Regions from separate parts of the Homo sapiens genome. Here region 1 is linked to region 2. Evidence: read pairs that join two places in POLR2A ChIA-PET (ENCODE). Cell type or tissue: K562. All regions are shown on one strand. Links, peaks and the distances in the headings refer to the core of each region. The heading gives the core; the rest is flanking DNA. Region 1 has its middle 29 kb from the start of LINC01101. Region 2 has its middle 22 kb from the start of INHBB.

Region 1 (5,365 bases), core at 53-5,052, 110 kb after region 2:
CAATAAATACTGAAAATATGTGGAACAGAACAGAATGGAAGAGTGCTTGGCACTCGGCTCTGCTTCCTGCCGCCCTGAGTCTGATTTTTGCATCACAATAAATTAGCCAAGGGTAGGAGAGCCCCAGAGGCTCCCTCATGAGCCCCCTGACCCCAGGAACCAGGCTTTGAATTCCCGGGCTCCAGTCTCCGGGCCCATCCCCAGGTGTTCCCAGGAGAACTACATGCTGGTCCCTCACAGGCCATGCCCCACGGGTGTCACCTGCATCAGCGCTTGGCACACCTGCTAAGCCGAAGCCATCTCCCCGCCTGCAGATGCGGTGCTGAGACTCATGAAAGGGGCGCTGGCTGCTGGTCACAGAGCTGGGGCCAAGCCTGGCTGTGAGGACACAGCGCCTGGTGCTCTTTTCCGGTGAGGGCACAGGCTTCCAAACTGCCAGAGCTGGGAGGACCTCAATGATAAATTCACCTTGTCCATCCTCCTCATCCCAGAGGTGAGGAGGTGGAGGCTGGGGGAGGGAGGAACTCACGCAAGGTCACATAGCATGCTAGAGAGCCCATGTTTGAATCGAGTCTAGACCCTGATGAGATGCTTGACCTTGGACCAGGCATCCAAGCTCTCTAAGCCTCAGTCTCCTTATCTGCAAAATGGGGATGATACTCACCCTTCAGAGCTCCTGGGAGGATGAGGGGAACCACCCACAAGAGGCTCCCAGAACTGAGCTTGTGGCAGGAAGGTCAGCTTCTCTTCCTTCCCCACCTGCATTCTTGTCTGCAGCACGGGATATGAATATTTGCCCTGCCTGCCCTGTGGAAAAGCAGTTGAGGGAAGGGGATGTTCCTCATCAGTGATAAAGCAGTGGCCTACCTGTACATTTGCATCAGCATCATGGCCGGCTCTCCAAGGTGTCCGGGCCCTGGGCAGTTGGCGTCAGCCAGCTGGACAGGCTGACCAGAAAGCACAAATGACCCCAGGGAGGGCCGGCAAGGAGGGCAGGCGAGCTTCTGCTGCTGACTGCATCCAGCCCAGTGGACAGAAGGTCACTCTGGGAGCGTGTGTTCTGCCTTTTAAAGATGCAGAAGTTCAGGTTCAGAGAGGGGAAGCCACTCACCTGTGACTGTCCAGAGGGAGTACCAACCCCACAGGCAAAACCCAGGCATCCCCAGAGGCCAGGCCTCCCGCACTGGGGTGTCTTGGCCACCCAGTGGTTCTTCCCTGCTGGCTTATGCTCTGCAGGCACCTGGGAGGCTGCCCTGCTGCCCACCTCCCTCCATCGTCTGTTCCATGCTGGTCACCATCTCCTTGGGTCTCTCCAAGAATGCATGCGCTAGCTGACAGAGGGGCAGGTCCCAGCCAAGAGAGGACTTGGGTCAGTCTCGACTCTGGCCCTTGCTGTTGGGTGGCTGTGGATCAGTCATTTTACCACTCAGCTTCTCTTTTTCTTTTCTGCAAGGTGAGGGTAACTCTCCTGCCCAGGACTGTTGGGGCTTAGGACTGATTTATAGGACATCCCTGGCAGCTAGTAGGTGCTCAATAAATGAGTCACTGCTGCTTTCTGGGATGAGTCTTCAGGCTTTTCTTCCTAATCTGCACCGGTTTCCATCTGTGCAGGGCCTGTTTTGACCTTGTCTCAAGCTCCCCAGGGTGCCCCCACAGCACAATTTTGGTTCCAGCACCCCCCTCTGCCCCGCCCCTCCCCTGCAGCAGCTGGTTCTCCAAGGCCTTACATATAAGTGAGTCATCTGTTTTGGTCTGGGTCCTGTTGGGGACACTGCCTCTCTCAATCCCTGGCCAAGTGACCTGGCTCTTCCCCAGCAAATCATGAGAAGCACTCACCTACCCACCCCTCCAGCCAGCCACCCACCCCTCTGCTGGTCCCCTCCTCTGCTCCGTTTCTCCAGCCATTCCTGTGTTTGGGCTTTCACATCCCCCTTTACTTCTCTTCTTCACTGATTCATTCACCTCCTGGGCCAGCACAGGGCCTGGCACATAATAGGTGCCCAGTAAAAATGTGTCCACCGATTAGTCCCTCAGCCATGTGTTTGCCCCTTTCCCAATCTTTCATTCAGCAAACCTTTATTGACCTGCCTCCCGACTGCTCAGGGAATTTTTGGGACTGGATCTTGGCAGGGGGAGTCCCATGAAAATGGCCAGAAGAGGAGAGGAGGAGTCCCAGGGCTGGGGGAAGGCAGCAGGGGAGGTGGTTTGAGGTGCTGGCCAGGAGTGGAGGAAGCGCTCAGCCTCTCAGGGAAGCTCAGCTGGGCAGGGCTGGGATGAGCCTGGGAGGGGCAGAGTGGAGCTTCGGCTTGTTTCGGATTAGGAACTCCTGACCCTAGGATGAGTGGGGTAGATGGGGCTACAAAGAGAGAGAGATAAAAGAGCAGGAGAAGGGGCTGGGGGATACCCAGGCGGAGGAGGCCTGGTGTTCAGGTGCCCACAAGGGGCCAGCATGAGTAAGGAGAGAAGCCCAACATCCTCTCTTCTAGGACAGAATCCAAGGTTTGCTCAGTAGTTGAGGAGAGAGGGCCTTAAAGGGGAGCCACCTGGTGGCAGCATACCCAAATTACCGACTAAGCCCTCAGATGAAATGGTATCTGGAGTGGGAGGTGTCATCCCTGCCACACCTGGGCAGTGCTGAGCAGCTGGACTTCCTCTGAAAGCCTGAAGGGACAGTGTCCACACAGCCCTCCCTGCTCTTATCTGTGTTACCCCGGAGGCCTGAGGCAGTGACTGGTGATGGCTATGTTCACAGGGCTCCTGTATAGCCCTGAAGCGTCTGTCTGGCCCTGAAATCTTCCCCATACTACAAAATGACTACCCTTCAATCCCCCACACACAGAGCTCCTGGAAACCAGGCCAAGGAGCCCGGGGACGTGGGTGGGACAGAGTGATGGGGAAATCATGCCAGGGAGGGCGTGCCGGGTTGTAAACGCTTCCACCCTGGATCCCCATTGGGTGGATCCCTCGGAAAGGGCTATCCCCCACCACATACTGAAGGATAGCAGGAAGGCAGGTGGCCCCAGTGTGGGGTAGGGTCCCCTTGGCCAGGGTAGGAACTCTGACGAGTCAGAACCCAAACCCGATCAAGCCCACTGCTGTCCACGGCCCCCTAGAAATTGTGACTGTGACTTCCTTCCAATCAGCATGGCTTCTGGGCTGGGTCTCTGGACAGGCCTTGAGGACATGGGATCCCATCCGGCCAGGCCACAGAGGAGAGCGAGACCCTGCAAAGCTGCATGGTCAGTCCAGGCCACGCAAACTCTTGGATCTCCACTTTTTGGCTCAGCTGCCCCCAAAGTCATCCTTGGCTCTATTTGCTCTCTAAGCCTCAGCAGTAATATTAATAAGGATAATGATAGCAATGGCTCCCTGGGTTCTGGGCTCTATTCTAAACTCTTACCCCATTCAGATTCATTTCATCCTCACAACCACCCCAGCAGGCAGGAGCTACTGTAAATCCCATTTTACAGGTTGAGAAGTGGAGGTAATTTGCCTGGGTTGCACGCTGTTGCTACGTGCCGGCGCTCCACACCCAGCCCTCTTAAACATGGTGTGGCTGGCAGTGGGGGGTGGGAGCCAGGTGGTGACCCCAGTTGCATTCTCAAACAGTGGCTTTATTTCACAGGGTGAAAGGCAGGGCACTGGGTGGTAAGACAGCCTGGAGGATGATGAAATGTCATTGGGAGCCTTGGGCCTCGGGGTCTGGCTCCACTTTGGTCCAGTGGTCCAGGAGCAGTGTGGAGTGGGTCCTGCAGGCCCAGGATGGGGCCACCCAGGGGCTTTAAAGCGGGTGGCTCTATGCCCTGGTGACCACCCAGTCCCTCTGCCCTGCTCAGAGCCTTCCTCTCCTGGGAAATTTAACAGACAGCTGGGCTTCTGCCCAGTCCCTCCAACCCAACAGTCTTCACTCTGGCTCGCCCACACCTCTCAGGAGGCCCCTTGTGACGTGGTGTTTTCACACGTGATCTCATCAGCGCCCAGACCCAGCCTGGAGACCTGCGTTCCCTCTGCCTTGGCCCCCTTCCTGGGGGCCCCTCCAGCCTCTCTCATCTCCCAGCCCTAGGGCCCCTCTTCACGGTCCTTCAGGCCTGTAGAATTATGTCCTGATTCCTTGCCATTCAAAGCCTGCTGTGGTCAGGCCCCAGCCAACTGCATCTCTCCCTGTTTCCACCAAACCAGTGGCAAGACAACCCTGAACCCCCTCCCCTAGCGCCCTGCCAGAGCCAATGCTGTTCCCATTACCCAGAAATTCTCCTTGCTCCATCCCCCACCTTAACTCACTGACACCCTGCCCATCCCTTGAGATCCATTCCAAATGCCCCCTCCTCCAGGAAGCCTTCCTTCACTGAGGATTCTGAACCTCTGCTACATCTTTTTAGCTTTCCCAAAGCCTCCCTCATCCTTCAGTAGTTTCTTGAGAAAGAGTATATGGGAGGTAAATTTTTGAGAAGTTTTATGACCCACATTTTTATTCTACCCTTATGCTTGATTAATTTACCTGCATACAAAATTTCAAAATTTTGCTCCACTGTCTTTAAGCAACCATTGTCCAGTGCTACTCTTTTGCCTGATCCTTCATAGGCAAAGTAATTTTTTTAAAAATCTCTGTACATGTCTCCAATTTAGGAGCTTTTTTGGGGTTCTGGCCGGCTTTTTGGACTTCCTGTTTTTCTATAAACCTCGGTTTCAGCTTTCTCCACAGGGCTAAAGAAACGACCCTTCTCCTATCTGCATTCAAGCTTCTGAAATTTTACTGATGCCTCCTCTATCATACTCTTTGTCTTAGCAGATTTTCACCTTTAAACATCTCTTTACTGTCATGCCAGGGTGTCTCAGGAGTAGGCAGGGATAAATTCGTGTGCCCCATTAGCCCTATTTGAGAAGTCCCTTGGGAGCTAGCTTTGAAGTGCCTCCTGGCTACAAAGGCTTGGCGCTTTGCTCCCAGGCACCCGGGCTGCCCTCTTGAGTCACCTATGTAGGGCCCTGGTCTACGTGGTGAACGTCCCTAACCAGGAGCAACTACAACAAATCAATGAGGGCCTGTTTGTGGGTCTGCCGTGACGTAAGCGACGTGCTTGTTTAAGTGAGGCCCTCCACAACCTGCATCATAGCCGTTCTTATGGTGAAATGTTGACTGAGGCTGGATCCCAGTACTCAGGGAAAGACAAAAGTCTCAGGCCTGGATGGGTAGGGAATCACTTTGCAATAGGGGAGGAAGGGCTTGTCCACACAAAAGAACGATTCCAATGGACAGTGGATGCAGAAACACGGCCCTACCCTGTTGTTTGTCAGTAGTAGCCCACGGTCATAGGGGTGTCGAAGGCCTTACTTCTCTTCCTATGCCCTGCCCTGCTCTAAACCCAGC
Region 2 (5,365 bases), core at 110-5,109:
TTATTTTTTGTAGAGATGGGGTGAGGGGGTTCTCACTATGTTGCCCAGGCTGGTCTCGAACTCCTGGCTTCAAGTTATCCTCCTACCTTGGCCTCCCAAGGTGTTAGGATCATAGGCATGAGCCACATGCCCGGCCATGAAGGCCTTCTTTATACACTGTTCTTTCTGAGCTGTTCTGGCTGTGAGGGACCGGCAGGACCCCCTCCATCTACCTCGGGGGGTTGAAGGTGGGCTGATACCCAGCAATGACTGTGAACTCTAAGTGGGACGCCTGGAATGCCAGTGTTGGGGCTTCATGCCTTTGAATCATGGAAGGCCTTTTGCTGCAAATACTGTACATCTAAAGGTGCTGAGCAATGACAAACCTGAGCCGGGGGCCTTCCTGGGGCAGGGATGCATGGCAAGCGCTCTGTGTCACACGTTGGATGCGCAGGGTGGGCCAGGGAGAACGATATATTCAATGTCTTCAGAGTTTTTGCAAAAGGTTTGCTGCGAGGACCCAGGCTAAAGGGGGTGGTTCATTTCCTGTCACTTCCGGGGGTGGCTGCAGCAACTACTCATGAACTCACACTACTGGAATCTTCTCTTCTTCATTTGAGCCCTTACCTGGTGGCAGAGATGGCTGTGTTTCCATCAAAATCTGTTTCCTTTTCCTCCTGGGAACCCAGTGGAACTACTTTTTCTAGCCTCTTGCCCAGTGTGGCTGTGGCACCCAGGCCTGCCCAGTGAAGTGTGGGCAGAAGTGTGTGCTATTTCCGTGCCTGCCCGGAAAGCTTCTCACACAATTCTCCATGTGCTCGCTCCTCTCCAGGGGATGGCAGGGACACTGGGGGGAAGGAGCCTGGGTCCCTGAATGACGATGTGGAAGCCTGCCACTGCCCTGTGACCTTGGCATTGGACTTTGAATGAGAAACAAACTGTCACTGGGTCAGGCCCCTGAGGCTTGGGTGTTTGTTTGTTACGGCAGCTAGCATTGCGCGCCCTAACTAACGCAGAACCAGCAGCCCTCTCATGTGTTCTGCTGTGCCTGTGCCTCTTGCTTTTCTGGGTTGCTCGGTGTCATCTATGTGAGATTCAGCCCCTCCACCTGAGCACTTCTCATTTCCAGCTCCCTTTCTCTCATCCTTCTCTTCTGTCTTAGAGGATAAAGTGTCTTTTCCCTTCAAATCTAAACCTATCTGCTTGTGGCTGGGTGTGGGGGCTCATGCCTGTAATCCCAGTGCTTCGGGAGGTTGAGGTGGCAGGGTTGCTTGAAGCCAGAATTTGAGACCAGCCTGGAGAACATAGTGAGACCCCATCTCTACGAAAAATAAAAAAATTAGCCAGGTGTGGTGGTATGTGCCTGAGGTCACGCTACTCAGGAGGCTGAGATGGGAGGATCTCTTGAGACCAGGAGGTCGAGGCTGCAGTGAGCAATGATCAGTTCACTGCATTTCAGCCTAGGTGACAGAGAGAGAGAGAGAGAGACCCTGTCTTTAAAAAAATAAAAAGAAAACAAAACCCCGTATCTGCTTGTACCCTTTGTTCTGGGCCCCTGCCCGCCCCTAGCTCCTCGCCAGCTCTGCCCTGTGCACACTTTTTCTCTTGGACAGTTTAAATCTTTATCTCCCTGGCTCAATTCCTTCTTGTCTGCAAATATGTCCCAACTGTCCCTATCTTAAAAACAAAACAAAACAAAAAAACAAAAAAAACCCCTCATCCTGGTTACTCATGTATCCACTTCTCCTCAATGTCAGACTTTTTGAAAAGTGTCTCCCCTGCTGCTGCCTCCCCCCTCCTCCTCCTCCTCTGTTGCAATCAGCCTTGGCTCCACTGCCTTGGGCTCGGCTTGGTGACCAGCCCAGAGCTACCTCGGTCACGGCAGCCCCAGCATCTGCAGTTCCCACGCCTCGGCCTTTTGGCCAGGCTTGAGCCGAGCTAGGCTGTGTCACATTGCCCTTTCCTGGGTCTCTGAGGAGCTCTGCCCTTTCCAGCATGGGCCAGCCTCCGTGGCAGGGTAGAGGGGAAATGTATTCCCCGGGCTCCTGCCTGGGCCTCCCCTCCTCCTCCACGGCCTCTCCTTCCGGAATATGTAGTAGCTGCCGCCTTCATGCCAAACAACAGCAACATCACCTTGTCTTCTGGGTCTGTTCCTTGTGGCCCGGTCCCCACAGCCTACTATATTTTGGGGTGCCAGGGAGGACAGGTATAAGTCAGCCAGCTGCCCCGTCCCTGTTAGTTCTGTCTCCTTGAGGTCTCCCAAGCCCACCTCCCCATGTGTACGGAGTCTCTGTCGTGGGGCAAGCCCTCCTTGTCTCTCTGCTTAATTAAGCCTTCTAAGTGGCTGACCAGCTGCCTCCCTGCTCCTCACCGTCCTCCACCCCACCTCTCTCTCCTGACTGACCTGGGTGCTGAGTGCTTGTGGGGGCACCATGTGCCCAGACGTAGTGCCCAGAAAGGGAAGGGCGTGGGCTGTGGGCTTGGGCAGACCTGGATTCCTGTCCTGGCCTTGCCACCCAGGAGCTGTTGACTGGCAATTGCTAAACCTTCTGGAGGCTCAGGGTTCACTTATAAAATGTGATAGTGCCAACTTTAATGGGGTGATGAAAATCAAATATGAGAAGTCTGTCAGCCCCGAGGGCACACAGCAGGTGTCCAGTGCCCAGTAGCTATCTCCCTCATTTCTCTTGCGGAGCTCTTGGGACCTGCTGGAGGGAAGCCTGGTGTGATAAGTCCAGGGCTTGTGGCCACGAGGAATGCAGGAAGCCACCACGGCTTTATCAGTCCTTCAGGTCAGCCGTGGTTTTCTGCTCTAGGGCCTCGCTAATCTGATGAAGAACCCCAAGATACTGAACCATGTTTTTATCCCTCATGTTTAAGCTCTTTTATTTCTAGGACATTTATAAACAGTGAGCTCTTCTTCCAGACCTTCAGTTTTACTCCCTGGGAGAAAATTAGGCCATTGGAAACTCTTCATCCACTGCAGAGGCACAGGCTGCAAAAGCCTTAGTGAGCAAGACCCCCTCCCCAGGAGTTACCTTTAAGTCGCCCATGGGGCCAGGTCAGGGTGACGTTGCCTTAGGAAGGGCGACCCTGGAGCTGCGTCCAGACCAAGGTCGTGATGGGGGAATATTCCACACAGCTTTTAGGTCTTCTGCCTGAGGGCTGGAAGGCGGGCCCTCAGGTGTCTCTGGAGACCCAGTTGTTACTCTGCTACCAGTGTGGGCAGGGTGAGGAGGTCAGCGCCTTGTGTTTCCAATGCACTTCCACTGCTTAATAAAAGCCCGAAACTCCTGGGCCAGGCCCATTGAGAAGATAAAAAAAAAATAACAAAAATAAGAAATTGTTGAGGCACTCTCAGAAGAAGAGCACCCATAGGTTTGCAGAAAGTCCTGTACGTGCCCAAGGGCCAACACCTGCCCTGTCTCCAACTGACCAACAACTTCCTCTAACCAGCTGTCAAGGACAGTCTGGCCCTGGGGTCACAGACACCAGAGTATTATTTTGGGGATTGCCACTCACCTGCTGGGGTGACCCAGGGCAACTTGACCACTGGATCCCATGTAATCTCCAGTTTAAGCATGGACCATCGTGGCTGGTGCTGGGGAACGCTCGGTGTGCCCTGCTCTCTCAGCCTCACAACAGCTGTTGTGCAGGGAGAAGGGCAGGTGCAGCCCGCCTTGCGCAGATGAGCAAGCTGAGGCCTGGGAGGGGCCCAGCGTCGGCTGCTCTGATGGGGCCAGGCCCCTCATACTGAATGCCTTGGCTCCTAATCCCACCCATCTTTCCAAGGGTGGGTGAGGCATGAAGGTATGATTGATGTCATTCCCCGAGTTACTAGGCTTGGAGGGCAGTCCTGAGACACCCCTTGTTGTTCCTCACTTTGGATCTTTCTTGCTTTCTTTCTCTCCCTCTCTCTCTCTTGCTTTGTTTGTTTTTTTGGTTTTTTTTTGTTTTTTTTTTTTGTTTTTTTTTGAGACTGAATTTCTCTCTGTTGCCCAGGCTGGAGTGCTATGGCACAGTCTCAGCTCACTGCAAACTCTGCCTCCCGGGCTCAAGCAATTCTCCTGCCTCAGCCTCCCGAGCAGCTGGGATTACAGGTACGTGCCACCGCACCTGGCTAATTTTTGTATTTTTAGTAGAGACGGGGTTTCACCATGTTGCCCAGGCTGGTCTTGAACTCCTGACCTCAGGTGATCCACCCACCTAGGCCTCCCAAAGTGCTGGGATTATAGGTGTGAGCCACTGCACCCGGCCCCCACTTTGGATTCCTATGAAGAGCTTAGAAAGACAAAAACTGAAAAACCCATGGATGGAAAGTCAAGCGGCCGTGGATCAGGCAATGTTGACTCCTCGTTGGGTTGTTATCCCTTCTTCACACGGCACAAATTTCCTTTGCATCTAAACCCAACTTCTTTAAGACTCTGGCTTATAAATATCTGCTTTCTCTTAGATTCATGCCAGGCTCAGAGCCTGTCCCGGTGACAGACGCCCAAACACCTTGATGGCTGAGGAAAAGTAGAGCGAGGAGGGCTCTCTGAAGATGCAAGCGTGTGGGTGGGACAAGTACAGGCAGCAGTGGAGATGAATTCACTTGGGATGGATTCCAAGGTTGTCTACACCTGGAGCAGTCACAGACTTCAACATATCTTTAAGTGTGGTGCCACCAGTAGCTGAGTTCAGGCCACTCCACGCCCAGCCACTGTTTCTGTTCAGGCCAAGGGAGCTGATGCGGGAACTCACCAGCATCGTGGGAAGCAGCTGCTCATTGTCCTTTGTCGCTTCTGAAACGTTCGGCAGCAGCACAGAAGAGACATCACCCCTTAATGCTTTATTTACATGAGCTCTTTTGAGAAACTTTTTTTTTTTTTTTGAGACAGACTTTCACTCTTGTTGCCCAGGCTGGAGTGCAATGGAACGATCTCGGCTCACTGCAACCTCTGCCTCCCAGGTTCAAGCAATTCTCCTGCCTCAGCCTCCCTAGGAGCTGGGATTACAAGCGTGCACCACCACGCCCGGCTAATTTTTTTATTTTTAATAGACATGGGGTTTCACCATGTTGGCCAGGCTGGTTTCGAACTCCTGACAACAGGTGATCCACCCACCTCAGCCTCCCAAAGTGCTGGGATTACAGGCGTGAGCCACCGTGCCCCACTGAGAAACATTTTACAAACAGGTGCATTGTGGGAGTGGGTGTGGTTAGTGTCGCATCAGGGACGAGTCTGAACACAGACCTTGGCCGTGGCTGTGGGTCCTGCTCCTCATTTTTCTGCGAGGACATGATACAATCAGGGACTCTTGTGAAACTGCCTGGAAAGGAGCTTGGCTGGGTTGGTGTCATCCCGGGAACACCTGCCAGCCACCTTCCCGCTTTGGGTTCCCTGAG

Evidence for each region. Peaks named below come from ENCODE experiments on the same cell type or tissue, not always from the same donor. Only the 100,000 strongest peaks of a DNase experiment are listed, where the experiment ranks them.
Region 1: POLR2A ChIA-PET joins it to region 2 with 5 read pairs; 3 of 35 experiments call an interaction of 5 or more read pairs at or near these places.

Annotation. Positions count from the first base shown.
Region 1 is chr2:120,434,855-120,440,219 of GRCh38, forward strand. No RefSeq gene overlaps it. Among named protein-coding and RNA genes, the nearest start is that of LINC01101, 29 kb to the right of the region's middle. In K562, for the core only: a CTCF peak has its summit at 2,577 (motif pointing left); a DNase peak (open chromatin) is centred at 2,617; H3K27me3 peaks cover 2,813 bases.
Region 2 is chr2:120,321,542-120,326,906 of GRCh38, forward strand. No RefSeq gene overlaps it. Among named protein-coding and RNA genes, the nearest start is that of INHBB, 22 kb to the right of the region's middle. RefSeq lists an enhancer at 3,618-4,118. In K562, for the core only: no CTCF peak of the experiment used is centred there; a DNase peak (open chromatin) is centred at 2,720; H3K27me3 peaks cover 4,038 bases.